Regions from separate parts of the Mus musculus genome. Here regions 1, 3, 4 and 5 are each linked to region 2. The links are chromatin loops, found by intact Hi-C in ENCODE. Cell type or tissue: left cerebral cortex. All regions are shown on one strand. Each heading gives the region's core, and the rest is flanking DNA. Links, peaks and the distances in the headings are about the cores only. Region 1 holds the start of Dusp6 (dual specificity phosphatase 6). Region 2 holds the start of Gm35035 (a long non-coding RNA gene). Region 3 overlaps Poc1b (POC1 centriolar protein B). Region 4 overlaps Poc1b (POC1 centriolar protein B). Region 5 has its middle 31 kb from the start of Gm20110.

What was found. Peaks named below come from ENCODE experiments on the same cell type or tissue, not always from the same donor. Only the 100,000 strongest peaks of a DNase experiment are listed, where the experiment ranks them.
Region 1: it touches region 2 in a loop (5-fold over the local background); 20 of 42 quality-filtered maps call a loop at or near these places.
Region 3: a loop joins it to region 2, with 2.4 times the contacts of the local background. A loop is called at or near these places in 13 of 42 quality-filtered maps.
Region 4: a loop joins it to region 2, with 7 times the contacts of the local background. A loop is called at or near these places in 16 of 42 quality-filtered maps.
Region 5: a loop joins it to region 2, with 2.3 times the contacts of the local background. A loop is called at or near these places in 14 of 42 quality-filtered maps.

The regions. Positions count from the first base shown.
Region 1 is chr10:99,259,820-99,265,649 of GRCm38, forward strand. It overlaps Dusp6 (dual specificity phosphatase 6), which reads left to right and starts at 3,412. Exons shown (of 3, transcript NM_026268.3): 1 at 3,412-4,272; 2 at 4,725-5,162. The coding sequence starts at 3,873. In left cerebral cortex, for the core only: CTCF peaks have their summits at 2,036 and 3,243; DNase peaks (open chromatin) are centred at 1,474, 1,972, 2,411, 3,333 and 3 more places; H3K4me3 peaks cover 3,926 bases; H3K27ac peaks cover 3,855 bases.
Region 2 is chr10:99,457,070-99,462,899 of GRCm38, forward strand. It overlaps Gm35035 (a long non-coding RNA gene), which reads right to left and starts at 3,605. Exons shown (of 3, transcript XR_872000.2): 1 at 3,116-3,605. Gm34983 (a long non-coding RNA gene) reads left to right here and starts at 2,686. Exons shown (of 3, transcript XR_380739.3): 1 at 2,686-2,973. In left cerebral cortex, for the core only: a CTCF peak has its summit at 3,241 (motif pointing left); DNase peaks (open chromatin) are centred at 1,157, 2,945, 3,178, 4,009 and 2 more places; H3K4me3 peaks cover 1,161 bases; H3K27ac peaks cover 2,866 bases.
Region 3 is chr10:99,158,929-99,164,758 of GRCm38, forward strand. All of the region lies in intron 9 of Poc1b (POC1 centriolar protein B), which reads left to right. Among named protein-coding and RNA genes, the nearest start is that of Galnt4, 54 kb to the left of the region's middle. In left cerebral cortex, for the core only: a CTCF peak has its summit at 3,201 (motif pointing right); a DNase peak (open chromatin) is centred at 3,209.
Region 4 is chr10:99,165,963-99,171,792 of GRCm38, forward strand. All of the region lies in intron 10 of Poc1b (POC1 centriolar protein B), which reads left to right. Among named protein-coding and RNA genes, the nearest start is that of Galnt4, 61 kb to the left of the region's middle. In left cerebral cortex, for the core only: CTCF peaks have their summits at 2,564 and 3,070; DNase peaks (open chromatin) are centred at 3,088 and 3,957; H3K27ac peaks cover 1,187 bases.
Region 5 is chr10:99,574,885-99,580,714 of GRCm38, forward strand. No RefSeq gene overlaps it. Among named protein-coding and RNA genes, the nearest start is that of Gm20110, 31 kb to the right of the region's middle. In left cerebral cortex, for the core only: a CTCF peak has its summit at 2,577 (motif pointing left); a DNase peak (open chromatin) is centred at 2,578; H3K4me3 peaks cover 289 bases.

The DNA of each region.
Region 1 (5,830 bases), core at 1,057-5,056, 200 kb before region 2:
CCATGCTCCTAGCTAAGGAACTGTGAGAGTTAGAACCCACGATACATACCCTAAGGAAGAAAGAACTATTAATCTTGTGAATGGTTGACTAGTGAAGAAAACCACTGGTGTGTGCCACGGAGCCTTACCCTCCCTTAACGTACGTGCAGTGTGTGCAACAGAACCTGTGGTCAAAAGCTGAAATGTACAACTTAGGCAAGTTAAAATCTTTGTGTCTTAGCAGGAAGTAGGAGCTTAATGATCCTTGGACGTGGTCACCTCAATTCTGGCCTCAAGCCCTGAGCACCTTCTCTGCTTTAGTTTAGCCTCGGGTCAATTCCTTCATCTTCCTTACCTAACTTGTGTTAGGTTTTCTAAAGACTGCACAAAATTACTCAGGGAGACACAGAAACAAGGCCGTGTCCACCCTACAGCACCGTTCCATAAACTCTTTCATCTGTCTCGGTGTAATGAGCCGAAAACATTTTTTTAAAATGTGCATTGGTAGTTTGCCTTCATGTATGTTTGTATGAGGGTATGGGATTCTGGAGTTACAGTTGTGAGCTGCCATATGGGGGCTGAGATTTGAACCCGGGTCCTCTGGAAGAACAATCAGTGCCCTTAGCCGCTGAAACATCTCTCCAGCCCCTGTAAACCAACTTTTTAAAAGGCAACCTCAAGAAGTTAAGACATCCCAGTCCACCAAGGTAACCTGGGTAAGGTGTCATTTGAGCTGGAGTAGGACATCTCTCTCCTGCTTTGCCCCATTATTAAACTAGAGTGAATTAAACTGTTCTGAGCAGACCTTTGAGGGGTTAGCTGCAAGTGAGGAACCTGGCAGGCTATCAAGCAGACTTAAAAGGGAGTGTTTGGGGCAGGAAATTAAAAAACAAAACAAAACAACAACAAAAAACCAACCAAACAAAAAAAGCAAACAAACAAACAAAAAAATCCGACCTTGGCCAAAAAACCTCCCAAAGTGCTCAAGCCATTTTGCAGGTTAGCTCAAAAACATATAAGCATATCAGCTAACGGGCATGACATTCCCACACATGGTGCCCACTTAATATTACAAAGACCCTGTAAAATACAAGAAAGATGACAAGGAGAAAAAACTGTAACTGGATATAGTTAGATCGAAAGGTCAAATTTCCTGAAGGAAGTGGGAAAAAATTCAGACTCAGAAACATAGGTACAAATGCTTAGAGCTCTCCACCAGTGTGCAAAGATATTATTATCAACCTCCCAACTGTCTGGTGCTTCACTTCAAATTTTGGTAAAGAAAAACCCAACCTGCTTCCCTCTTCTGTTTGGAGGTTGAGGCTTGTCCTTCACGTTTCCGCGGAGCACCCCACTTCCCTCCTCCTAACCATTGGTCCCACAGACTGAAATGTCTCAGGGTGGGAAAACCTGTAACAGATGGGGAAGGATCTGGGGGCGTCAGCTGCAGCACAGGCCTACCCCAGCGGGAGTTGGAAGCTAGCCAATGAAATATGGGCGTTTTGTTCCCAGTGCTGCCCAAAAAAGGCGCGGAGAGAGGTTGGAGGCAACCCCCATTTTCATCAAAACGCTCCTTCTGGGGCGCCTGCCTGCGGGAGGGCTCCAAAATTGGCTACTTGGACCTCCAAGTCGCCCTGTTTTAGCCCACATTTCCCAAACCCCGGAAGAGGCGGGTGATTAAAAATGCAAATTGCTTTGCGGGCGACAGTAGGTAGGACCCGGCTGCGAGGCGCTGGGCTGGGGAGATCCCGTGACCTTAGACGCCCTCCGCGCCCCGGATTCGGGAAGGGCCGCAGCCGGCGCTTCCGCCTCCCGGTCGCGGCCGGACAAAGCCCAGCTCCTTTCCCTGGGACCCGAGGGGCTGACCGGATCGGGACGCGCGCCTTCCGCAGGGCCCGCCGTCGCCGCACACAGGTGGTTTTCCGTCCGGGAGGGGCGGCCTCTGCACTTTTATATAACAATAGAACCGAGCGCGCCGGGGATGCGCTCTTGTCGCCGTCGCGGCCCCCGCCGGCCACGCCTCCATCCGGCTCCGGTGCCGCCTCCGTCCTGAGTTGCCTGCGGGTGGTGCCCATGAGACTTCCCAACCCTAACTCTGGAACCATGGGGTCCAGACAGGGACACCTCTGGCTCCTTTTCCGCTCCAGGTCTCTCACTAGGCGACGGTTCCGCGACGGCCTTACAAGCGATCACGGGGTCGTCGCGTGTCCTGCCCCCCCCCCCCCATCCCCCAGAGCAGCAATGCTGCGGCCAAAGCGCAGCGCGCAAGCGCGTTTGGAGCTGCTAGCGTGCTCCTTGCGGGGCCCGGGGACCGCTGCAGCCTAGAAAGGATAGGGGACCGGCCTCTGTCCACAACCGCCACTGTTTACGCTTGAGTTCCCGCAGGCTTGCAGGTCTCCGGGGTGCAGGAAACGTTGGTGAGGCCTGTCGTCCCAGGCACCTAACCTAGGCTGCCTTGCCAGACCGGTTCCTCTTAGAAACCAAACTCTGCTCTTGGCTCCAGATCGTTAAAGGAGCTCGACTCCCCAGGCTCGATGGGTGACCGGTGATGGTGGTGGGGAGCAAGATCTCCGGAACAATGGCTCAGAATGCCCCCACTTCACCGGAGCAGAAGAAAAGTGCAGGGATAGCTGACAAGGTTTTGGGTGCTTACACCACCCGCCCCCCCCCCTCCGCTGCCGCCAAGAAAGTTGAGAAAGCCCGGGGTTGGGGCGCTTCTGGTTTTCTGGACAACCAAACGCTTGTTTGCTTAGTTGCTTTAAAATGTTTCAACAAAACACTAGTTTGTTTCTAGAGATGTTGGATTAGCATTTAACACTTCGTTGGGTCGCTAAAGCCCAGGCAGTCCACCAGTCCCAACACAGCCTCGCCTAAAAGGACATTAGAACAAACAGAACTAGACTTTTAAAAGAGCCAAACAAATGCCACACACGATCTAAAGGAGGACCGGGTTGGGGGTGGGGGAGCAGGGGCGGCGCTATGGCGGGCTTGGATCTAGCGTTAAAGAGAATTAAAAAGGGGGAAAACCCCTCAAGTTTTATTAAGGCTAACTTAAGATTGTAAGCGTCGCGAATAAGGGCTTTTGTGCTTGCTAATTGCACTACTGGTGCGCAAGAGTTAGACGCGAAGTGTGAACTCTAAACAGAAGGAAACACGAGACAACTTTAGTGCCCTGGTTTATGTGCCCTGCTCCTCCTCCACCGCCGCCTCCTCTTCTTTCTCCTTCCTCCCGCCGAGCCCGCAGTTGCAGCTTGTTTGCACTGGGGCTTATCCGGAGCGGAAATTCCTTTCCGTTTTTGTGAATGACAAACTCATTAACAATTCATCAACACAACCTGTTCCAGCCGGCCCGTCCCCACGGCAACAGCCCCTTCCGCAGCGCGCTCATTGGCTGACCGAGAGAATGTATCCATTGAGACGCTGGCTGTTTGTATCCATTGAGGAGCTGCCTCGCACAGGGGGTGTGCTCTCGCGGAGTCCTAGGGACTGTGAGCAAACCCAGTCTTGAATAATCCGGCGAGAAACACCGGGTTGGATCCGAGGTGCAGCCTCAGAGGGAAGGATTAAGAGCCGCTAGACTTTTTTTCTTTTCCCTTTTTCTCCTCTCAGTGGCACGGAGTCCGAATTAATTGGATTTCATTCACTGGGTAGGAACAAAACTGGGCACCTTCATTCAGAGAGAGAGATTCATTGACTCGGAGAGTGATCTGGTGCAGAGGGACCACCGACTTGACTTCTGTGTCGCTTTCCCTAACCGCTAGCCTCGGCTTGGGAAAGGCGAGGCGGAATCAAACCCCGCTCCGAGAGCGGGAGCTTCGCGCAGCGTGCTCGGCCTATGCCTGCCTCGAGGGGCGTCTGCTAGGCACCCCGCCTTCTCCTGCAGCTCGACCCCCATGATAGATACGCTCAGACCCGTGCCCTTCGCGTCGGAAATGGCGATCTGCAAGACGGTGTCGTGGCTCAACGAGCAGCTGGAGCTGGGCAACGAACGGCTTCTGCTGATGGACTGCCGACCACAGGAGCTGTACGAGTCGTCACACATCGAATCTGCCATTAATGTGGCCATCCCCGGCATCATGCTGCGGCGTCTGCAGAAGGGCAACCTGCCCGTGCGTGCGCTCTTCACGCGCTGCGAGGACCGGGACCGCTTTACCAGGCGCTGCGGCACCGACACCGTGGTGCTGTACGACGAGAATAGCAGCGACTGGAATGAGAACACTGGTGGAGAGTCGGTCCTCGGGCTGCTGCTCAAGAAACTCAAAGACGAGGGCTGCCGGGCGTTCTACCTGGAAGGTATGTTGTGCGCCCCGGGTGCAGGGCTCCGGGCTGGGACTGCAGGCTGGGGAAAATGTTAGCGAGGTAGCGATCGCCGCTTGCATTGCGCTTAGGGGAGCTAGCTGGGCCACCGTGGTAGCTTCTCCTTCAAGGGTTAATCAGGCACCTTTCTTTGGGTAGGTGTAGGATTAAGGTTCACAAGAGCTGGAAACGTAGTTCAGGGTGCAGCTTGGCACCTCGCAGCTCCTCGAAATATTAAGAAAAGTAATCTTGTGCATTTCCAGATTCAGGAGAATAAGTGTTCCCAGGGTAAGCAGCGGGTAGTGTTCCTAAAGGTGCGCATTGAAGCGTGCTTCTACCACTGCCGGGGGTTCCTAGGGTGCCTGTCCATAGTGTTCTTTGTGCTTCTCACTAGCTGTAAATTACTACAGCTTCTCCGGTTACAAGATTGCTTTTCTTGTTTCTGGCAGGTGGCTTCAGTAAGTTCCAGGCCGAGTTCGCCCTGCACTGCGAGACCAATCTAGACGGCTCGTGCAGCAGCAGTTCCCCGCCTTTGCCAGTGCTGGGGCTCGGGGGCCTGCGGATCAGCTCGGACTCTTCCTCGGACATTGAGTCTGACCTTGACCGAGACCCCAATAGTGCAACGGACTCTGATGGCAGCCCGCTGTCCAACAGCCAGCCTTCCTTCCCGGTGGAGATTTTGCCCTTCCTTTACCTGGGCTGTGCCAAGGACTCGACCAACTTGGACGTGTTGGAAGAGTTTGGCATCAAGTACATCTTGAATGTCACCCCCAATTTGCCCAATCTGTTTGAGAATGCGGGCGAGTTCAAATACAAGCAAATTCCTATCTCGGATCACTGGAGCCAAAACCTGTCCCAGTTTTTCCCTGAGGCCATTTCTTTCATAGGTGAGACTAATTTACAGTCATTCATAGAGTTGAAGATCTTAATCTGTTTTCCTGCAGGCTGTTTTGCTGGACTGCAGGTCTTCTACTGTCTTTAAGAGTGTTAATTCTTGTTTACCTTCTTGCTTAAAGGGAAAACAGGGCCCGTTGACGTAGCAGATCGGGGGACTATTTGAGCCATTTAATTCATACTTTTAAAAGGAGGCTGTTCCAATCAGCCATGTTTTCCTTATCTCTAGACGACAGGATGTGAGAGGAGAGTGAGTTAAAAGCACTCACTTGCAGACAAGAATTCTAGTATTGCATTATAATTAAAAAAATATATCTAGGAGTTATTTTAGGACACCCAAGTTAGTTGTTGGAAAGCAGTTTGAATACTAGCTGTTACCTAGCTGAGTGATACTGCAGGGTACTGGTTACTGTGAGCCTCTGGGTAACCTGATCCCCCGCAGGAAGGACTGTGGGCTGAGAGCCTAAGAGAAGCGAAGCTCCAGGCATTGTAGTGCATTTCCTATTACAAAGGAACTCATTTTCAGGCCATGTAGACATCCTGTTCCTTCTAATGGGCTGTCCCCTGTGACTTCCCTCTCTCTTTTAAAATGCCTGAATACCCCCATTGTTAGCTGCACAACAGTTGGGAGAATAATTTAATAGACCCTTGCAGTCTGCTT
Region 2 (5,830 bases), core at 1,036-5,035:
CTGAGCTACAATGGCGGAGCTCAAGAGTGATCCAGACTCCATCTGGCTGGAAAATCCCAAAATATTTTCTATGTGGCCCTTTACGAACATGCTTGCCAGCCCTTAGTTATGTCTTGTTATAGAGCAAATAACCCCCAAGATCTGGCAGCTTAAGGCAGTACTTATTATTTCATGGCTCCTGTGGGTCAGGGATAACGATTCTGGCACAGGATCCCTGAAAGGGTATCAGATCCTTTCTGATCCAGTCATTTCAAAGTTCGACTGGCTGGCACTAAAGAATTGACTTCTAGCTCCTACACATGGCAGATCTCAGTATCTCACTGGCTGTTGACTGGAGTCTTCATTTCTAGAGCATCTGAACTTCACCATGGGACTAATTGTTGCATGTCACATTTTTTCCCCCTCAAAGTAAGTGATGGGGAGGTAGTCAGAGAAAACCAGTACCCTTCTTTCGGAAGTCAGAACAGTGTTTAGCATCTCCCTGTGAACACAAAGAACTTGATCTCTCTACTGAAAGTTCTGGAATGTTGGCAGGCAAGTGGATGCTAATGCATTTAGCTGCTTCTTTTATATTTAAATCTGGGATATACGGTAACTTTTACTGTATGGAGTTTGTTAGATGTACTGAGTTTGTTAGATGTAAGCTCTAAGTCCAACCCTCATTTGAGAAGAAGTTATTGGATGGGCTCAAGGGATGGATCCCAGGGAGGAACATACCAGAAGCTGGCTATGACTTTTAGGACCTGTCTGCTCAAATTTAGCCATTCGTATAGCCACACTGTGCAGTATCTTCTATCTATTCTGGAATTTACCACCATAAAAAGCCAAGGAAAGCCAAGTAGGGTAATGTTGAAGTCAATGAGCAGCCTCATCCCAGAGAGGTTGCTAGTCTCATTGAGGCCTTCGGGCCAAATCCAGGTTAAAACCTGGAAGGTCAGAAACCTCCTGGGACACAAGTGCTCTGAGACCTTTGATCAAGGTAAGGCTGGTTGGGGGCAGTTAAGAGAGCACTTTGCCAACAATGAAAACTTCAATTCACTCACTGTGCAACAAATATTCATTGAATTCCTGGTAAGTCCAGGCAGGATTGAAGGCTTTGTGGATATAGCAATCAACTTGGAGGGGGGAAGATGGTCTCGGGCAGGAAGCAGCTGACAGCAGGTGCTTCCTCTGACGCTGAGAGCTAGTAAGTGACTTCCTAGGCTATGACCCCTTTCCAGTATTTGTGGGAAGGAGAAGATATTTCAATAAAATGATAGCAGACAGACCGGAGATTCTAGACACTTTTTAAACACATTCTTAGTACATTTGGATTCCTTGCTAGTTCAAGTGATGCTTTTTAAATGCTTGTTGCCCTGAAGTTTGTGAGTCTATGCAAAGGCATTTAGTGGCAGAGCCTTAAAAGCTGGAGACCTTTCTAATGCGGTTCCTAATGCTGCAAGCCTTTAAATATAGTTCCTTGGGTTATGGTGACCCTGCAACCATAAGATTATGTTGTTGCTACTTTATAACTTTGCTACAGTTACGAATTATAATGTAAATATATGATATTCAATGGTCCTAGTTGACCCCTGAGAAACAGATTGAAAAAACTTGCTGAAGATTGTGGAAAGTATCAACTGGCTACTTTGTTGTTGTTTTACAATGCTTTGTTTAGTCATTTTGTGAATAGGCATACATTTTCACCGGACTAAAACTCACACTGTATTTACTTAATCATCTGTCTGTACTCTGCTCTAGGAGCCTCTGCCAACCCCCAAACCTCAGCGTTTCATACCGAAATGGATGTAGAGAGGAGAGATGGAGAGAGGAGGAGACTTTCCCTGGTTTAGCTTGAACTGTAAAGGACCGTTGTCTGTGGTTCAGGGGTGTTGGAGCAGAGGGGGCAGAGGGAAGGAGCAATATAGACAGCTTTGCTTTTAGGACTCTATACAAGCTTTTGATCTTCACATAAAGTGAATTTCTCTCTGGGTGATTGAAAGCCAGTTCTAGAACCCAGTTAGGCTTAAGGACTCCATCTCTTATATTCGCAGCGATGTAGATTTTTTTTTTCAGGCTGACACTGAACTCTGTACATCTCCTAAAAATGTCTATTTCAGTCATTCACATTTCTGAATGGGGAGAGTCAGAGGCTAGGGAGCCAGTAAAGTGCCTGTCATGCAAGCCATGAGGACCTGAGTTCAGAGCCTCAGGACCTCGTAGACACTGAATGGCATATTTGTTTTCCTGGACCTGGGGGGGGGGGGAGCGGGAGCGGGAGAACCCACAGGCAAATCCCTGGAGACCATTGGCCATCCAGGCTGGCAATCTGATGAGGTCAGTGAACAAGCCCATCTCACAAGAAATGGAAGCAGTCACCTGATGCTGATCTCTGGCTTCCACGTGCCCATGCATCCGTGTGTGCACGCACCACCAAGCACACGTGCACACGCTTACATGAAAAAGTTCATGCATCACACATACAGAAATACATACAACATACTATATACAACACACACATATACACACACATAGAGTGAGTGAGAGAGAAAGAGAGAGAGGGAGAGAAAGGTGACCTCAGAAAAGCATTGCTTTCACTGCGAGAAAATTGCAAATGTCATTTTTGAATGAACCCTTGGCAAAGTGAAGTGCTCACGGAGTAGAGAAAGCCCTATCTGACTTTGAGTCGTCATTTTAACCTGGAGATTGTAATATTTGATACCAGATGTGCAAATGTTTCACACTTTCTGCAATTGGTGGTAAGGTTGTGAAACTGTAAGCCCGCCTGAGCAGAAGAGGCAAAGGGCAGAGTAGGAGAGTTTCAGGAGGTAAAGTCAGAAGCCGACGGGACTGCGGGTTGACTTTGACTGAAGGCAGCAGGATTGCTCAAGAGCAGAATCCGACAAACACCAAGAGAAAAAGGAAACGTTTCAGCAGAGTCAGCCACCCCCAGCATCTTTCTTCAAAACCCAACAAAGAAATCCCCTCTGCTGGGTGAGTTATTTCCTCTTTCTGCCCTCCAAGTACAGTGGGAAAATAAGCCCTCAGGCTGAAATAGTGAAGTTAGGAAAGAGTTGAGTAAGAAGACAGTAACGAACTAGACAAAGGAGCCTCCAGTCGTATGTCACCCACCTACCTTGGCTTTAGTAAGGTGCATTCCCTCCTCCAGATGTCATGTGACTGTTTCCCTAGGCTGTCCTGGTCCCTTGTTTACAACCGTCTTCTCTACCTGCCCTTTTTAGTGCCCCCTACAGGACTAGAAAGAAACAGCACTTTGCCTTTATCCTCATTTGCTGTAGTGTGGTTTGCGTGTTTGTTTGTTTCTTTGGAAAGATTCTCTTCAAAGCCCAAATTTGAACCCACATCTTTTGCTTCAAGAAGTATTTCTTAGCTCCTCAATTTAGGACTCCCTCCACCCCTTAGTCTAATTAATTAGTTCTTTGTTACATCGGTCATAGTGGCTCGTGTTATTTATACTTCTGTCTTCTTTACTGAACTAAAATCTCTTGAGGACTTGCCAGGAAGAAGTTTACATTCCCTATATCATTACTCTTTTGTTTCTTTAAATGGAGGCTATAAGATGCCAATGGTTGTTGATCTGAAAGGTAAACTGTTCAATAATTTTAATAGGGTTTAACAAGATCTTAGACAAAACTATCCTAATAAAATGAATTAATTTTATTTTGATTTGCTTTTTTTTCCTCTCTCTCTTTTTGCATTGTGGTGAAAGCAAAAAGAGATTCCTTCTTTTCAGATTTCTTGTTTTTAACCATTGGCCCTCGTGCCAAGGCTAGCCATTCCTGCGCCATCCTCGGGACCCACAAAGTAAAAAAAGAGAACTCACTTCCTTTGGCTTCACACCCACCCCGCCCCAATCCTGGGAAAGCCATTGTATTGTTTTCTTGCAGAACTGTTTGCTTTCAAAAGCGAAAAAGGAACTGAGGCTGCTATCTCGGAGTTCTTTACATCGAGGAAGTCACATGGGTGCATGGCTGAACAATGTTTGCTGGGGGGTTGTTGAAGATGTAAATTCTTTGCCCCTCGGAAGAGTCCTCTGTGATCCGAACAGTCTTGAAGGAACCTCGCCCGACCTTGCGGCTTTTCATCTTCAACCTCTCTCGTGCATAGTTTAAGACCCTAAGCCACATTGGCTACTGCTTCTTTTTTTAGAGACTCTCAGCAACCAGTGACTTTGATCTGCATCACACTTGAGACGATTTTCTGAAAGGTCAAAGGCGACTAGACTACCCCTTTGTCACTGTCTCTGAAGCACTCTTATCACCTTAGTGACTCCCCAGAGCCTCTCGCCTTTGACCTTGTTCTTTAGCGCTTTTTTCCTTGGGGGAGGGGAGAGTGAATTCGTTAATCCCAGGCAGGCTGGAGCTTTCTCTGTCCTTGTATTTGAAATTTAAGGCAGCTCTCCCAAGCCAGCGGCGAGTTGGGCTTAGCTTTGTTTTTGTTTTGCTTTGCTTCCTTGGCTAATTGTTTGGTAGAGATGGGTCCCGGAGCAGCTTGGTGGCTTGCAAGTTCCGCGAGAGAGTGGAATCCCAGCTTTCCAGCTCTTCTCTAGCTAGGGTCCACGTGGTCTGACACAGAAAAATAAAAATAAAATATTCAGGCTTCATAAGTACTTGAAGATTGATTGTAGGTGGAAGTGCTCACTCAGACCTTGAAAGTCGACCCGCTGCAGTTAATCGCTGGCACCATCTCATTTCCCCTTACCCCCCAACCCACCCCCTTATCCGCTTTCAGTTCCTCTTTTCCCAGCAGGTGTCCGCTTGGCGGACACTTGCTTCCCCTTGTCTCTGGCTGAGGAAAAGTGGTGGGAACTGAGGTCTGAGCATGTCTGCAGTGAGGTTTGCACACTGTTGGACCTTCTTGGGAGTGTTGCTTCACGTACTGTCTCTTGGCAATTGATTGAGGTTGCTTTTAACACTTTCATTCCTCTGTCTGTGTGTCTGTCTGTCTGTCTGTGTTCTTCCTTCCTTCCTTCCTTCCTTCCTTCCTTCCTTCCTTCCTTCCTTCCTTCCTTCCTCCCTCCCTCCCTCCCTCCCTCCCTCTCTTTCTTTCTTTCTTTCTCTCTCTCTTCCTCCTCTTCTCTTTCCTTCCTTCTTTCCTTTCTTCCTTTCTTTTTGTCTTTCCTCCTCTTTCTCCATCTGTTTTTCATTCCTTCTCTTCCTTCCTTTCTTTCCTTCTTTCTTTTGGACTGTTTATTTTATTAAAACATTTTACTGTAAATTATTTTTCTTATATTTTGATCATGTTTTTCCCCTTCCTCAGCTCCCCCCACATCTTCCAAACCTCCCTACCCACCCAACTTCACATTCTCAATCTCTTTTCCCTCCCAAACAAACAAAACCACTAAGACACACCCTCAAAAATGCCCAAACAAAACAAAGGGAAACAAAAAAAGCCCACGGTAGAATAAGACAAAACAGGTTCATTTCGTGTTGGCCAGCTCTTCCTGGCCATAGCGCCTGCCTTGGAGTGTGGTTGTTTTGCACTGTGATGTCCCATTGGGGAAAACTGCTTGTGCCTTTGCTCACAGGTATGGAATTGCAAATAATGTGTTGGTTAGGGGTGGGATCTCACCGACCTTTCCTCTTCTACATTGATCAATGGGGAAGCTTTGGAAGAAACTTTTCTAAATCACACAGCTTGCAAATACAAAGGTAGAATTTGAAGCGTGCCCTGGGTAGCTCCAGCTTCTATGGTGTAAAGTTAGGGATGAATACAATCATTTCCTACTGAGGATCGCTTGATTTACGGTAGAGAGAACAGGGCCAGCAAATCTGTCATGTGGGCAGCTGGGCTACTTAGGGTGTGGTAGGCAGGGTCTTCTCTGTCAGTA
Region 3 (5,830 bases), core at 1,310-5,309, 300 kb before region 2:
AAGAATACCCGCCCCTCCCCAGCCCTGTCATTTACCCAGCACCCAGCCAAGTGCTGTATTATAGAGCTACAGGTCCCAGTTGAGTGTATTTCCCTGGCATTGTGCTGTCCGGGCCCAGAGACTCAAGCTGTTTCCTCTGTGATTTACCATCAGCCCTGGTCCATTTTAGAGAGCTAGACTTTAAAATGTTCACAAGGTGACTGGATGGCTTGCTCTGACTCTGTAGCTGAGAACCCTGAAAGCAGCTCCTTTGTGTGGTTCGGTCAGGCTGACCCAGGCTGCGCAGAGACGCGCTCGGCTGTGCTTTTCACGTGTGCACTGACACGTCTATTAAAAGCTGCCTTTTCATTATGGAGCTAGAGGGCAGTTGTACGGCACATAATTCAGAGAATGTGCCTGAACATTTTGTGTGGGCCTGAGGAAGTTGGCCTTAGGTGCCCAGTTTAAATCACCTGTAGGTCCTGAGAGCTGTTTGAGTTAACTGTCTTGTATGACTGACTTTTGAAAAATACTTCCAGATGCTGAGCCAGAGAAGTAAAAGGATTCTGCGTATAAACTGCGAGTCATCTTGTTTTAAAAATGAAACTCACAATAAAGCAAAGTATAATGGTTTTTGTACAGAGCATATTTTAACATTATAAAAAATAATTGGATATCAAGTTATTTTTAAAGTCTTCATGTTAGTGACTATAGATCCCTTGAAGAAAGAAAAAACTGCTTAATTTAAAACTAAAACTGTCCCACAGATGTGATTTAGATTAGACAAGAAATACTGTGCTCACTTATGAGAAATCATACTTTAAAATAATTCTCTTTCAAAGCTTTAGGAAGGTGCACTTCAATTAAAACGGAAAACATTCTGTGTTCAGAATTTTTTAAAAATATAAAATTATGTCTTTTTAACAAATAGAATTGAAGTAATTTCTCTTCTTTTTGCAGTAGCTATGAGTGTTGGGTTTTTGAGATTAGAGCAGTATAGACTCCCTATGATTTATATCTTATTATGTTTTCTTAACCTTCTGCGTGGAATTGTTTGGCCTTTGCAAAGGCCACTGGCTTGCTAGCATTTGTCTTATTTGTATGAAAGAACAAAACCCATTAGAGTCTCAGATCTCTGCTACTGCCAACCAGATGTAGAAATACTAATCCTTACACGAATAGAGGAATGGCAGCCAGATTGTTCTGCAAATCCACCAGAGGAAGCCACGAGAAAAAGACATGGAACATAGAAGCCTCGTATGTGAACGCCCCTCTGTGTCCCCTCCTTGTTCTGCGGACAGACGTGTTGCTGAAGCCCTCCATCCTCATTACAGTTAAGGAAAGAACACTGTCTTTCCATGTTGTTGGGAAGGCCAAGTTTTCACACGGGTGTCTTGCTCTAGCCTATTTGAATTAAGAGTAGTTTATGTCAACTTCCTCAGCAGGCCACAAGCAAGAGCTTCACCGTACTGTTCCAGGAAAAAAATGCTTTCCCTTCAAAGGGTATTCACATGACATTTGAATGGCGCTGCCCTATGTAGTCCAGTCTACTTCTCATTTGCATATTTGGAAGGTGTGGTGGTTTGAATATGCTTGGCCCAGGGAATGGCACTATTTGGAGGTGTGGCCTTGTTGGTAGGTTTGGCCTTGTTGGAGGATGTTTGTCACTGTCAGGTGGGCTGTTTTTTTGTTTTTTTGTTTTTGGTTTTTCGAGACAGGGTTTCTCTGTATAGCCCTGTAGGCCATCCTCCTAGCTGCCTGTGAGCAGCAGTCTTCTGTTTGCTTTTATTTATTTTATATATATGAATACACTATACCTGTCTTCAGACACACCAGAAGAGGGCATCAGATCCCATTATAGATGGTTGTGAGCCACCATGTAGTTGCTGGGAATTGAACTCAGGACCTCTGGAAGAGCAGTCAGTGCTCTTAACCGCTGAGCCATCTCTCGAGCCCCCTCCTGGTTTGTCTTTGGAACCTTATGTAGCACTCTCAGCTCCTCCTACACTATGCCTGCCTGGACACTGCCATACTTCTGATGATAATGGACTGAACATCAGAACCAGTAAGCCAGCAGCAGTTAAACATTGTCCTTTATAAGAGTTGCCTTGGTCATGGTAAAACCCTAAGACAGTGGGGAACCCAGCAAGCCTCCTAAGGGATCATGATAGATCCTCGTGAGACTGGGGGGTCACATAGTTGTTCTAGCCTTACGGAATATTAGCAGGGAGAGCAGTGAAGTCAAAATCATTAATGAAATCATTCTCTTGATTGCCTTCAACTTCAGAATGGCCACTTGAGTAGCAACATCATCTATAGGTTACGTATGAAATTCTATGTTACTTAGCAGGACAGAACAATCTTTTTATATAACTAAATATTTTATAGTTCATTGGTGAAAATTCTGTCATGATGAATAGAATAGAAATCCTCAAATCTTAGATCATGGTTTCCCTTAATCTGCTAATAAGGTTAAAAACATTACCATTGAGGGTGAAAATAGGATTTCCTGTCTACCAATTCTATATTTTAATTCTAGCTGAACTGTATACATATTGTTTTGAGGCGCTTATGTGGCACTAGTAATAATAAGAAGAAGAACATGTAAGCCTGTACAGTATTTTTCCATGACTTCCATTGAAAGTCAGTAATGTTTTTATTCACATGAAAATTCAGGTCAGTAGATGCAAAAGCTAGTAGCTGGCAGTGCCCAAGGTGCAGCCCTGGCACCGTGGCTCATTGTGCAGCTCTGCCCATCTATTGCCGTGCTTCGGTTTAATAAGAGCTCAAATCTGGTTCTGTCAGCAGACACTGAGGTCCCAGCTTTAAGGGCTCGTGCCCTGCCCTTCGGGAAGCATTACAGACTATGTTAGTGTGCGCGTTCCTGAGCTCTTCGGTGATGTAGACCCTTAGGTCGGGAGCGTGGTTACCTTCAAGATTCTATACAACCTTCTCGCTCATAACTCTCCATTGTCCCCCTGTTCAGGTAATGAGAGCCCAACTCTCAATCCGTCCCATTTCAAGGCCACTTGGTTTATGAGACAGCAATTGTTCTTCAGTGTAGTAAAACACTATTAGTTAAGTAAATTACAAACTTGTAGGAAGTCAACAATTTTCTACAGGAGGGGCCTATTCTTTCCTTGGTTAGGACTTAAACTTTCAGAGCAGTTTCTCTTTCAGGAGCAAAGCAAAATTGATGAGCTTCTCTATACCTGCACTAGGTGGCGCTAGAGAAAAGACTACCGTGGCTCTCTGGCCCCTCACCTAAGACTAAAAGGCATAAAGGAGGCCCATGTACGTCTGCTTCACAGGGACGGTGGAGGAGGTGTTGGCTTTCTGCTGGAAAATGGCTGGAAGGAAGACGTGTTGGCCAACTGGGCCAGCTGTCCTCCATCATTCTTGTACACAAATCTATCCCCCCTTTACTGTGTCTTGGAGTCGGGCACCTCCACTGTCACACAGTGGGCTGAATAATCATAAGATGTATTTCTAAAACAACAGCTAGGGGACTGAGCATGGTGGCACATGCACCTGTAATCCCAACACTCGGGAGTCAAAGGGAAGGGGACCTAGACTGAGGCCAGCTTCCGGTGCATAGCCATGGTGAGATGGATCCCCAATGCAAAACCAGGCCAGCAAGCTATCTCAGCAGTTAAAGAGAGGCTTCTGCAGCACAGCCTGCCAACCTGAGTCCACTCCCGGGATCCACGTGGTGGAAAGAAAGAATCCAAAGCTCACCGATTGTCCTTCAACCTCCACACATGTGCCATGGTGCAGTCCCATGTGTAAGAGTGCACACACTCACATGTACAAATATCTAAATCTAGTAATCTAATCGTCACAACAGCACCGCCCCCTCAAGCCTGAGTGCTTTAAATCCAGCAGTCGGCTCTTCTTGCCTAGGGCTCGGCCCACTGTTAGAACAATGTCCAGCAACTCCCCCAGATGGGTCTCTCTAAAGCACTTAGACTCCAGCCTCGAGGTTTTCCCAGATTTCTTTGTAATTTGGCCTTTGTCAACTGCTCATTTGCACCATGGCTCTGCTTAGCCGGTTTGGAGGAAGGCTTGGGATGGGGGGGGGGGGGGGGAATGGGGAGGACTCTTTTAGCTCACCCTGTCTCTGGGACTTGTTTTCTAAAGTGTATTTTGTTTTTATTTTGGTGTTTGTTGAGCAGCTGTGTCAAGCTGTGTTTCCTTTCTAAATCCTTTGTCACTGAGCAGCCAGCTAGGGTTTTCTTCTGGCCCTGAGTGCTGTCCCGTTGGCTCTGCTGTCTGGCTTCTCTTTGGCTCTCTCCTTAGAACTGAGAACGGTTGTGTTTTCTTTGGTTTGCCTTGGGGCCTTTGAATTTAGAAGTAGTTCCTCTTGGAGGTGCTCATCGACCCAGGAACTCGTTCCCCTTTCCCTGCAATTTTACTGCATACGTATTTTCAAATCTATAATTAAATACTCTCTAGCTTTGAATGGTCAGAAAGTCTTGGTAAATGGGGTTGTGTTGAGTTTGTTTTCCTGTAACTTGCCTTTTTATTTCGTATAAAAACCCTGAGAGGGCTGGTGAGATGGCTTAGTGGTTAAGAGCACCGACTGCTCTTCCGAAGGTCCCGAGTTCAAATCCCAGCAACCACATGGTGGCTCACAACCATCCATAACGAAATCTGATGCCCTCTTCTGGAGTATCTGAGGAAAGCTACAGTGTACTTACATATAATAAATAAATAAATCTTTAAAAAAAAAACCCTGAGATGTTTATATAACGTGAACTGACACATTTATATGTGTACGGAGCCTTGTGTCTCAGTGGCTTTACCTCGCAGGCAGTCTCTACAGTTACAAAGGGCCGTGCGCGCTGCTGACAGTATGGAGCACTCCTGTGTTAGCAATGGTGCTTCTTGCCATTTTCACTGCTGCAGAGAACCTCTGACGGTTTCACTTCTGAGATTTGTTTTTCCATGGGATTTCTGTTGTCTACATTTCCGTGTATAAGCTTGCGTACAGATATTAGATATTCTGCTTTTCCGGTATTCGACCTCATAATGATCCTCACAGTGACACAGCTCTCCCACAGCATCCGTGATCGATCACAGACGCATCCCCCTTGCTTGCAGCTTTTGCTTTTCCGGGTTTTCAGATGCTGTTCTCCACCTCTGGTTGGAATAATAACCGTAAATTTTTTGTTCTTGCTGGTTTTACCGTTTGATCATCACGTTTGGGTTCTACATATCTCCTGCCGACCCTTGCTAGCCGGGATCCGTGGACCTAGCCAGTTCTTAAAACGGTCCATCATCCTTGTCTATAGACAGATGCCATTGAATCTTATGGTGTTTGTTTCCCACCCACGCCTTGCTCTTCTTCCAAACCATCCACAGTACAACTTTCTGTTTACTTGAAACTTTCGAGTCAATGAAGTCTTAGTCTTTCCCATGAATTCCTGGTGGGTTTTCTTCAGTACTTTCGAAACTGTCCGTATTTTAACGTCATGTTAAAATCCACTTGGGTCTGTGTGTTGAGTGGGGCTGGCAGTGCTCTTTGGTTCTCTTGGTGAGGCTGAGGGCTCAGAAGTAGGTCCTGTTTAGCTCTCCATTGGTAGTCACTGAGTTTTTAAATGAAACTTTATCATTTCCTCTCTGATTCATACATCTTAACATTGTATTTCTTTTTCTTGTTTTAATGTACTGGCTAGGATATTTTCTGCATCTCTTGAGGTGGGTCTTTCTATTTTAATATTCCTCTGTAGGTGAATTGCATTGCTTTTAGAATGTGAAAATGGCCATTTCCTGCTTAACTGCAACATTGTCGATAGTGTGTACATTGGTAGGCTTAGTGAAACCATATTTTGCCAGTATCTGTGCCTTA
Region 4 (5,830 bases), core at 776-4,775, 290 kb before region 2:
ATTTATCTAAACATTAGCTAGCTAGCTAAAACTTGGCACAGTGCTCTCCCTATAGTTAGTCTTCAATGAACTTGACACACCCCATGCCTCTGACCCCATATGTCCCAGTGAGCTGACTTTGTATTCTGTAGATAAGGTAGCTTGGGAAGTCACCAGCAGGCTCGACTTTAGTGCTCCTGACTTAGAAACTGTCTCAGAGTTTTCCTTCTCTTTTTGAGACTCACTCCCCCTGCCGGTACCCTTTAAGCTTTGCAAAGACTCCTGACTTGGGGCTAGAGAGGTGGCTCATCAGTTAAGAGCACTGGCTACTTTTCCAGAGGTCCTGAGTTCAATTCCCAGCAACCACATGGTGGCTCACAACCATCTGTAATGGGATTGATGCCCTCTTCTGGTGTGTCTGAAGAGAGCAACAGTGTACTCATATTTTAAAAACAAAAAACAAAGAAACCAAGTTTGCTCTGAAGGTGGGCCTGTCACCAGCTAGAGCAAAAGGGTACTTATCCCTTGACGGTAACCCAGAAGAACCAGAATCAGCTAGTTTATGTGGTATTTGTGGGACTGTGATGAAGGAGTGTCATCCACAAGAGGGGAGCACTAAGTAGAACAGTCAGTCATCCACAAGAGGGGAGCACTAGCCTGAGTAATGTGAAGCTGCCTTTATGTAACAAAGCCAGTCGAACACCAGTGACTTCACTTTAGAGTAGCAAAGCCAAACATCGTGGCACATTCTAATTTAGAGTTCAGGAGTCAGGGGCAGGAGGGTTTTGAGTTTGAGGCTAGCATGAATTATATAGTAAGACTATGAAAGGCAAAGGGCTGGGAGTGTGTGCCTGTAGCAGTTTGGCTAGCACATAGAAGCTACACTAAGGTGAGTCTTAGCTATCCTCTAATGTCTCACTATAGAGGAGAAATTAAGGCATACAAAGTAACTGTTGGTATCTTTGTGGCTTGTACTTCTGTCTCTAATGCCTGACAGAAATTTTGATATAATATTTGGATACCAAAATCAGTTGTAAGCTGGGCATGGTGGCACACGCCTTTAATCCCAGCACTTGGGAGGCAGAGGCAGGTGGATTTCTGAGTTCGAGACCAGCCTGGTCTACAAAGTGAGTTCCAGGACAGCCAGGGCTATACAGAGAAACCCTGTCTCGAAAAAAACAAACCAAACAAACAAACAAACAAACAAAAAATCAGTTGTTACCAGTCTATATTTTTAAACCTTGGTTGTACCACCCCCAAATAATTCTCTGCAAAAGTATTGGCTATCATGTAGTCATGGTTTTAGAATGTTTATCGCCTCAAAATCTTTATTTTGGTTATAATCAAGTCACATATATAGGGTTGGGTTTTTTGTTTTTTGTTTACTTGGTTGGTTTTTTTGTTTGTTTGTTTGTTTTTTGGCTTTTTAAAGACTCTTTTCTTTAGGATTCTGGTTTGACTCTTAATATTTTCATAGAAATAGACCATGGTTCTGCCATCAGACTTTGAATCAGAGATGGCTAGAATATAGCTCAGCAGTTGAGGTTTGGCTAGCATGCTTGAAAGAAACCCTGAGTTCCATTGCTAACATGCACATTTATACATAGGCTTTTAGCATTTGCCACCTATGATGTGGCTACACAGGGTGGGGTATTTCAGATTCTCTTTGCCACTCTCCTCAAATAGGAATATAATTGAAGGAGTTTGTTGCGACTAAAGAGATGACACTGTAGATAAAGTGTACCGTGTGAACAGGAGGATCTTAATTCCCAAAAACTGTATATAAAGCTGGGTTTGGTGGGGAGAGCCAGTAATCCAAGCTGAGGAGAGCCCAGATATGAGGGTTCACTGACCAGACGATCTTGCCGGCTTAGCAAGTTCCAGGCTAGTCAGAGACCTAATCTCAAAAAACAAAGTGGATGGCTTCCCAGAATGACACCTGAATTCAACCTCTGGTTTCTACATTTACCTACATACTGCCAACTACAGGCATATACACCCCACCCCCACCACACCACACCACACCCACACACACACACAAAGAAACCTGTTACCTTCAGGTAAATTGTAGTCTTAAAGTTTTTTGACGGTTTGGGGTTTTTGTTATTGTTGTTGTTTGGGGGGTTTTGGTTTTGTTTTGTCTTTTGAGACAGGGCTTTTCTGTATAGCCCTGGCTGCCCTGGAACTCTCTCTGTAGTCCAGGCTGGCCTATAGCTCAGAAATCCCTCTGCCTCTGCCTCATAAGTGCTGGGATTAAAGGTGTGCGCCACCACCCACAACTTAGCCTACTGTATTCATTTTATTATTTGTCCTAAAAGTAGATGAAGAAACTGAAGTCAGAACTCTCACCGTCGTTCTGTGGATTGCTAAAACACTGGATTCCTTATCTCAATCCTGAGCACAATGCATAGTGCAAATATAACTATGCCTTTCTTTAGAGTTAGAGACAGCATTCAGGTCAAATTAGTTATTTATAATAAACTGAGACTTTCAAGTTACATTATAGGGGGAAAAAAATCCCAGAATGTGCAGTTCTTTAAACCATTAGCCAAAATAAAGACAGGCCGCCCAGAGAAGCACAGCAAGTTGCTCCCGTGAGAAGGCCCAACAGCGCCCACCCTGGGCAGGGGAAGGAAGACAGCAGTGGACGGAACACATGTCAGCTGGAGAGTTCCCCTCATGTCCTGTATGGGGAATTGTCACGGAAATGTTGGTGGGGGCAGTGTTCCCAAAGAGATGATCAGTCACCTAGAGAAGGCAATAGAAGACTTTTCCCAGAGAAATCAGCCGTTAGCCTGAGCAGAGATGGGTAGGATTTGTTATTGTAGTTTGTTTGTGTGTTTTCAAACTGGAATATTTCAGGTAAGAATGCAAGTATGTTCCTTTAAAATTTTTTGAAAATGTGCACCATGATAATAAAATGCACAGTAATCTACTTCTGATCCCTCCTCCTTGCATCCTGTCTCCCCACCCCCACCCGCATACGGTCTCTCCTTGTTCCTCCCTCCCTGAGCTGGCTTGGAGATTGTCTTGCCTTAGCCTTTTTCCTTCACAGGTGGCACATTGGGGCCTTTACATTGCCTTACCAACAGGTGGCAGATATGGCCGAATCCTGCCAGGCTTCGCTCTCATATGCGTCCATGTCCCTCCCGCAATAAGTATTTCTTGAGGAACTGCTCCGTGGTCATTCCCCATTCTCAGCTTTAAAGAAATGAAAAGGAAGCAATAAATTAAAACCTGTCCAGAAAAGTTCAATTCTACATCCCACTCAGAGAAACAGGGAAGTCTCAGTTAAAAACAGAGTCTTTTTAGGATAGTGGATCAAAAACGCTGCAAAAGTGCAGAAAAGCACTCTGGGCAATAGCGAGAGGCTGCAGGAGTGTGGTCAAGACACCTGTCACATGGCAGGTGCCGCCTGAGTAAGTGCCGCAGTGGCACTGGGGGCAAGGACCTAGAAAACTAAGGAACTAATGGACTTCAGGCAGTAGTGGCTTGACACAGGCAGGAGCAAGGGAGGGTCAGAGATGGCAGGCTTCTGAAGATATTTTGAAGGCAGAGCCAAGAGGATTTCCTGACAGATTGGATGTCAGCTGTGGGATTCCCTATCTCCTCTCCCAGGGGACAGTAAGGTGTAGCCTTGCATAATCTCAGGGCAGCTGGGAATATCTTCTGCCTCAACCTCATTTTGACAAAGAGCCAAGGACAGAAAAATAATCATAGTTTTCTTGTCTTAGGTTCTGGAACCAGGGGAAGGAAATTCTCTGCCTTTTCTGTGACTTTGGGGAGTGCCCTGCTAAATGTCATTTAGAGTCACATTTCTCAGCAGAGCACGCTTGGTTTCTCTTTTGCAAAAGATTTTTTACATCAGCCTGTTTGAGGGAAGAGAGCCGTTGCCCACTTTCATGGACCATATGGTACATACTACCTATAAAGCAATGTTGTGTTGACACATCTGCGGACACAGGGAGAGTAGACTTGCAGACAGAATATTTCCACGGGTGTTGTGGCAACAGTACATCCTGGTTACTAGACAACATTGTGTAACTAGTTCAGAGTTATTTCAGTTCCTAACTGCTTATGTAAGCAAAGATTTGGAAGGACTTATTTGAAAGAACACAGTGTCTGCAAATTCAAATGTCCCTCAGCCAAAATGTACAACTTTGACAGCTTTAGATGCACGTGCAGGCTGGAGAGTATGTTAAGAGCACTGGTTTCTCTTCCAAAGTACCCGAGTTCAATTCCCAGCACCCACATTGACCACTAACAACTATCTGTAACTCCCGTTCCAGGGCACCCATCTTCTTCTGCATGCAGCGTAAACGTCCACACAGATAATATAAATAAATAGTTTTAAGAATAATGCAGGAGCGCCCGTAAGTCACGGGGCGCTGGCACCCAGCCTTCCTTCCCTCTCCCTGTACTACGTCCCCAGGCTTACTCACGGCGTCATTTGGAGAAGGTCAGGTTCTCTTTAAGGTTTTTAAACTTTGCTACAGCGAATAAGGCTGCATTTGATTTGTAAGTTTAGCACATATGATTTCTAAAAACCAAATATGTTGTTGGCTTACAGTAAACGGGCAGGTTGGTGTGTTTTCAAGCACTGTTTAGGTGGCTCTGCAGTGTCTGTCTGGGTGGCTCTGCAGTGTCTGTCTGGGTGCTCTGAGGTGTCTGTCTGGGTGGCTCTGAGGTGTCTGTCTGGGTGCTCTGCAGTATCTGTCTGGGTACTCTGCAGTATCTGTCTGGGTACTCTGCAGTATCTGTCTGGGTACTCTGCAGTATCTGTCTGGGTACTCTGCAGTATCTGTCTGGGTACTCTGCAGTATCTGTCTGGGTACTCTGCAGTATCTGTCTGGGTGCTCTGCAGTATCTGTCTGGGTGCTCTGCAGTATCTGTCTGGGTACTCTGCAGTATCTGTCTGGGTACTCTGCAGTATCTGTCTGGGTACTCTGCAGTATCTGTCTGGGTACTCTGCAGTATCTGTCTGGGTACTCTGCAGTATCTGTCTGGGTGTTCTGCAGTATCTGTCTGGGTGCTCTGCAGTATCTGTCTGGGTGTTCTGCAGTATCTGTCTGGGTGTTCTGCAGTATCTGTCTGGGTGCTCTGCAGTATCTGTCTGGGTGCTCTGCAGTATCTGTCTGGGTACTCTGCAGTATCTGTCTGGGTGTTCTGCAGTATCTGTCTGGGTGCTCTGCAGTATCTGTCTGGGTGCTCTGCAGTATCTGTCTGGGTACTCTGCAGTATCTGTCTGGGTGCTCTGCAGTGTCTGTCTGGGTGCTTTTCGGTGTCTGTCTGGGTGCTTTTCGGGGTCTGTCTGGGTGCTCTGAGGTGTCTGTCTGGGTGCTCTGAGGTGTCTGTCTTGCTCCTGTACTGCATCTCCACCTGCCTCCTTCAGGTAGGAAACATGTTTTCTTTTTTCCAGATACAGTCTTTAAAACAGAAGAAACAGAAACGGAGATTTTCCTGATCCCATAGGTCCTTGTCCTTAAAGCACAGCAGCCTCCTGTTAGGGAAACGGCTAAAGCTTCAGTGCGGAACTGGCCCTTCCCCGTCCTCTCTGAAACTGACTTTAAAGCAGCACCAACAGGAATGTTTGGTGTGTTAAAGGAGCATGGCTTCTTTCTCTGCGTGGAGTTCCCATTATCTTTTGTTCAATTTCTCTCTGTGAAGGAAAATGGTGTAGGCCAAGAGCGCCATTTCCCACCTACAGTAATCGACTCTGCAGTAAAAATCATGACAGGAAGTCTAAGTTACATGATTGGGGTGTATTTCCCTCCCCCCTAAAATTGCTAATTTGAGCTTCTTTATTTTTCAAAGTCACAGGGAAGGAAAATTCAATGAATTTACCAAAAAC
Region 5 (5,830 bases), core at 939-4,938, 120 kb after region 2:
GAATTAGGGCCATAGATTAAGGATACAGGGCCAGCATTCAAGCCTAGCCTGTTTTGTTAGTCTGATCATTTCACAGCCTTTTTTTTTTTAAATGTGGCAAAGACACATTTATTCATCAATTCTTCACTAGAGAGACCCCTTCTGAGCTATATTTTAAGGGAAGGAAATTCTAAGGGCATAATGTTAGTGAAGACTTTGTAGTTCCTGCTTTTTGTTATATATATTTTAATTCTTACTTTTGTTCTTTGTTTTGATTCAGGGTGTTGCTGTGTAGCTCTTGTTACTATGATCTCAAGAGATCCACTTTCCTCTGTCTCCTGAGTGCTGGGGTTAAGGGGGTGCCCCATCATGCCTGGCTTTAATTTTTCATTTTTAAGCCATATTAAATAAGATGTGATACAAATGAATTTGCAAATTTTCAGTAATGGAATTTCACATTACCATATTGCCCGTATTGGTATTTTGGTCCTCGTAGGATATGGGGCTGATCTCTTAAAATGAAGATTTTTTTTTTTCTGAATGAAATACAATCAAGGTTGAAGAGAATGCAAGGCACTTTCTCCATTGCTAGAATCAATGTCAACCTGACATAGGGGTCTTGTTTCCATGGCAACACATCAAGGCATTAACCGTTTGTTGCAGAGCTGACATGAAGACGAGAATTTCCATCTGGGTTTATTTGCTCTGTTACTCCTGTGCTTAGATCCTTCACTTTCTTTGACCTTCAATCTTCTCACAAATTAAAAGTAACCAGTTATTATTCCGCGTCCAGTGGAACTTCTTGTAATCTGGCAAAAGCGGTCAAATCTTGAATGAGCTCTGAGCTTCCCAGAAGAAGCTTCTCAATGGCTTCAAGTGTCTTTCCTTTGTTGCATGTTGTGATTCTCCTTACTCTGACCCCAGTGTTGGTGGCTAGACAGAAAAAAAGAAAGAAAGAAAAAAAGAATATTCTCTCCTCCCTCCAGTCTTTGCACCTGTTGTTTACATAAAAAGGAGGTGGGGGGAGAGGGTATATCCGGAGGCACAAGCAAGGCAGAAGAGTGATGGTGGCCCGGTTATGATGATTGTCTTGGGACAGCTTTGAAATTGAGCCAAATTCCCCAAGTCTCTTAACACCCATAGAGTCCAGTACGTTCAGTCCATTGTTTTTCTTTTTTTCCCCTTCCTTCCTTCCTTCCTTCCTTCCTTCCTTCCTTCCTTCCTTCCTTCCTTCCTTCCTTCCTCCCTCCCTCCCTCCCTCCCTCCCTCCCTTCTTTCCTTTCTTTCTTTCTTTCTTTCTTTCTTTCTTTCTTTCTTTCTTTCTTTCTTTCTTTTTAGAAATACTGTGCTTTAATGCTTTAGAAAGAAAAATCACATCTAGTGTAAAACAAAAGAATCTTTGGATTGGCTTACCTTTAAAATGATATGATAATTATGAGTAATATTTAGCAGGCTAATACATGCCAGGAACTGCTGTAACTGCTATTCTGTCCACTCATAGACTACAATGTTTACAACTCTTCCTTAGTTGAGATACAGGACATAAAATACATTTTTCCCAGAGCTTCAAGACAATGACCTGGCAGAGACCACTTTCACCTCCACGTAGCACGTGATCAGACTTGGGTAATTGGCCTCTCTCCAGTCTCCCAAAGTCTAGGTTTTCTGATACAATGCTTCAACCTTTCTGAGTCACGGATTTCTTATTTACTGGAATTGACAGCGTCACTCAGATCCAAGCCAAAACACTTGCCAAACAGCTTTTTGTTTGTTTATACTTCTATGTGTGCGTGTGGATACAGGTTAGGGAAAGTTGAAGTGGTTTTTGGATAGAGATTTTTCACTCTCATTAGTCATAATCATGGTGTGTGTGTGTGTGTGTGTGTGTGTGTGTGTGTCGCAGGACCAACCTTAAAGATGACTTATATAATGTTCATCTCCACAGTTGTTAAATTTAAATCATAAGAGAGAGATATATCTATGTATATCTTACATTATCAAAGGCCGGTAATATAACGCTCTTGTTAGTTCCACTCTACTGTAGTATGCATGATAAGGAATATTAGAACTGACTCTTGGGTTGAGTTTGGTTCAATACCAAAATTATGCTATTTTTTTTCCAGTTTGGAGTTCACTGTAAAGTTTCTGTGCATACTCACTTTTTGATAGGTTATATCCTGGTAGATGTAATTCCATGAACTGATTTGCTACAAATTATCCCACAGTAGAATCAAATCTCTATAAAAGAAAGTATTTTACCAGCACATTCATAATATGTTATTAAAGTTAAATAATAATAGTCCTCACAGTCACAATGCCATCAACGGCTACTAAACCTCCACTTAACACAGTGGCGAACTTAATGACTGCCATATTTCACAGTTCAGACACGATGGGAGTTCGAGTCCATCCTGGAACCAGTCTCCTGGACTGCAAAGACATACATGTTCTTAATAAAAATATTCAGAGAATCTTTAAATGTTTTAAGGGCCAGTAACAATTTAACATTCCTATTAAGATTTACATTACTAAATTCTCCGACGCTAGCAGGCAAATGCTGAACGATTGATAGTGTTTCTCTGCCCCCTAGTGGACTGGCTGCAGAATTGAACTGGCCAGCACACCATTCTTCAGGCGCAGTTGCCGGTGTGCTCTGAGGTCTAGATTCTGAGATCTGTATCTGATTTGACTCCCAAAGGGTAGTGGTGGAGGCAGATTAAGGTCAAGCCTCTAGTTGAGTGGTTCTCAGCCTTCCTAACGCTACGACCCTTTCGTACAGTTCCTCATGTTGTGGTGAAGCCCAACCATAAAATTTTCAGTGCTACTTTGTAACTGCAATTTGCTACTCTTATAAATGGTAATGTAAAATATCTGTGTTTTCCAATGGTCTTGGGCAACTCCTGTGGAATGGTCATTCAACCCCCAAAGGGTTTGCAGCCGATAGGTTGAGAATCAACCGTCTAGCGCAAAGGAATACGAACATGGTGTATTGTTTCTGCTTGGGTTTCAAAACTTCAGGGGAGTCATGGCAATTGTGGAAATGGTTTTCACATCTGAGCTAGCGGCATTTTCACTATGTTGTGACAGAAGGGTTTCTCATCAGGTTTTTATTAACTTCTGGGGCTGATAATGGGCAACTTTGTAGGATGCTTAAGAGCATCCCTGGCTTTCTCTCTGATAGATGCACCCCCAGCTATGATAAGAAACATCTCTGGTGTTAACTTTGCAGGGAACCTTTCCCCTGCATGAGAATCCTCTTGTTCTTCACGGCTCCTATTCATCTGCAAATGATGTGATAAAAACATTTTACCAGATATTTTACCACAGCTGGGAGACCTTATATTATTTAATGTAGTCTGTACAAAAGTCCTCAGGGGTAAAGTACATCCTAGACTATCATTTATCCCCATCCTCAGCTGAGGTCTTTTCCTTTCAAATGACTCCAGCTTGTGTCAAGTTGACATAAAGCCAGCCAGTACAGGGGACAGTGGGGAGAGAGGCAAGGCTCCAGTGAGGCTGTTCAGCTCTTATGAAGCCTTCAGAAAGATGTCAGCTTTTTCTGTGAGTGAGAAGAAATTCCACCGGAAAGAGAGGTGCTGTGATCTCATTTAATCTGTCAAGGAAGTATGGCAATCTTTTCCTCTGTCTTAGGAAACAGTGGGTCAGAATGGCTAGGGCAATAAGTTCTGGCTGTAAGACTGACTTAGTTTGAAACGCTATCTCTAGGATTTCCCTTCCAGTGTACAGGGTGACAAATGATTTGACTTAGCAGAGCCTCTGTTTTCTCATCTGAAGAAAAAAAAATGTAGCAAAATCCCTGCTAACTGAGTCTAAGTGTCACGAGACAGGTGATGCCCCCATTAGTTCATTACCAGTTAGAAGAACAAAACTCGACCTGGCTGGTGAGCCGCGGTTCTTGGCTCTGCTACGCTTTTGCAAAGCAGAGAATGATTGCCCCATCAGTGAATGCAAGTGCCCTGTGTTTGGAAGTACCGTTAATACCTGCCTGGAGACTTGATAATGTGTCCTGCTTTCACTTTCATTGTTTAGGGTGTGAGAAGCAATTATTTTGCATAGTTCTCAGTCATTAAACGAGGCACAACTTTATCTATTCATTTCTTACGATCTCAGAAAGCATTTGATTGCTGCTTTATGAGGAATGAAATAATGCCCTTCTACGGTGAACACTTACATAGATTAATTAATGCCCCACGTTTACTTACCTCTTTTCTCAGTTCTTATGCTTGTAAATAAGCTTTAACTTGAATACTGACTGATAATGTAAAAAGACTTTGAATCTGCAATTAAAATCCAACATTTGCAATGTCAATTATGTACAAGACCAACTGATAGGAGTTTACATATTCACAGACCATGACAGAATTACATCCTGTCTGCCCTTCGGCTGAGAGTGATTATAAGGTGGTATTGATCCTCTGTTAAAATGATGTGTGTACAAGTGTGTATGTGTTGTGTGTGTGTGTGTGTGTGTGTGTACTAGAGCTGAGAGGATGTGCACTAGTATTTGCACTATAAATTCCTATGGAATACAATTTACAGGGGACTTGCCTCACAGATAGTAAGTTTTTCATAACCACCCCTTAGCATTGTCTTCTCTGTACAGACTTTATGTGCCAATCCCTTAGCATTGTCTTCTCCGTACAGACTTTATGTGCCCACCCCTTCCCATAAGAGACCTGAGATTAGTGAACCCACTATGGTGTTTTTCTAGATCCAATCATTCCATTCTCATCTCTCTGGTGGCTTCCTCTCCTTCTGTACTTTCTATTCCCCAAAGAAAATAAGATTACAAATCTCTATGTCCCTAAGCGTTTCCTTTCTCCAAGCCACCAATCAATAGCACATCATAAGACAGCAATTCTCACAGGTCTCTGGGGACCCTTCATATGGAGCAATGGATTTTTCTTTTTTCTTTTTGTCCTCTGCGTTGTTCTTCATTCGGAGTAGACATTCCGCCACGGGATTTTTATTGTTATTTTTGTTATTGTTGCTCAACTGATGCTTTAAAGAGCTGAAGGAACAAGAACACTCTATCTTCTTTCTTCTTGTCAGCCTATCTTGTGTGTGTGTGTGTGTGTGTGTGTGTGTGTTACTTTGTTGTTTTCTCTGTGTAGCTGTTTTGAAGCTCGCTCTGTAGACCATGTGGGCCTAGACCATCCACCAGCCTTTGCCTCCCCAAGTGCTGGGATTAAAGGCATGCACCACCACCACCTGGCCAGCCTATTGTTTTTTAAAGGTTGGTTACTTCATTACTCTCAGAAGATGCCAATGGGAAGTGTTAAGCTGGTTTCTCACTACAGTTGGAACACCATCTGAGAGAGTTTAAGAAAAAGGCTGAAGGTGGCTGGCCACACTACTCATTATGAATGACCCCAGGCCATTGGTGTCATCCTGGACTAACGTGCTTCTTAGCCACCTGCCTTACTACTAAACAAGAGTGGAAGCAGATGGCAAGGGGAGCCGAAAGGTCAAGAGAGGGCCTCGGAGGAGGGCATCTTGGAGTCAGCTCGCTCTTTGATCTCCTATCTATGGAAAATGTCCTGCGAGATCAGCTGCCCTGGAAGCAACTCCACCAGCACGGCTGACACTTTCTATTAGCCCCCAGGTGGCTGACGATGTCTTTAATCTTACAGTGAAATTGCTGCGAGGTCCTTAAGAGCAAGTGGCCTTTCCAGGAATAGAGGCTGTGCATATGTGGCAAAAGTCAGGAGAGAACTGTGAGGGAGGGTGGGCAGAATTCAAAAGGCTTTATACGGGCGATGTCCCTGTTGATGTCATCACCTGAGCACACAGCAGTAAGCATAGTACTGGGTTCCTTGAAAAATATTGC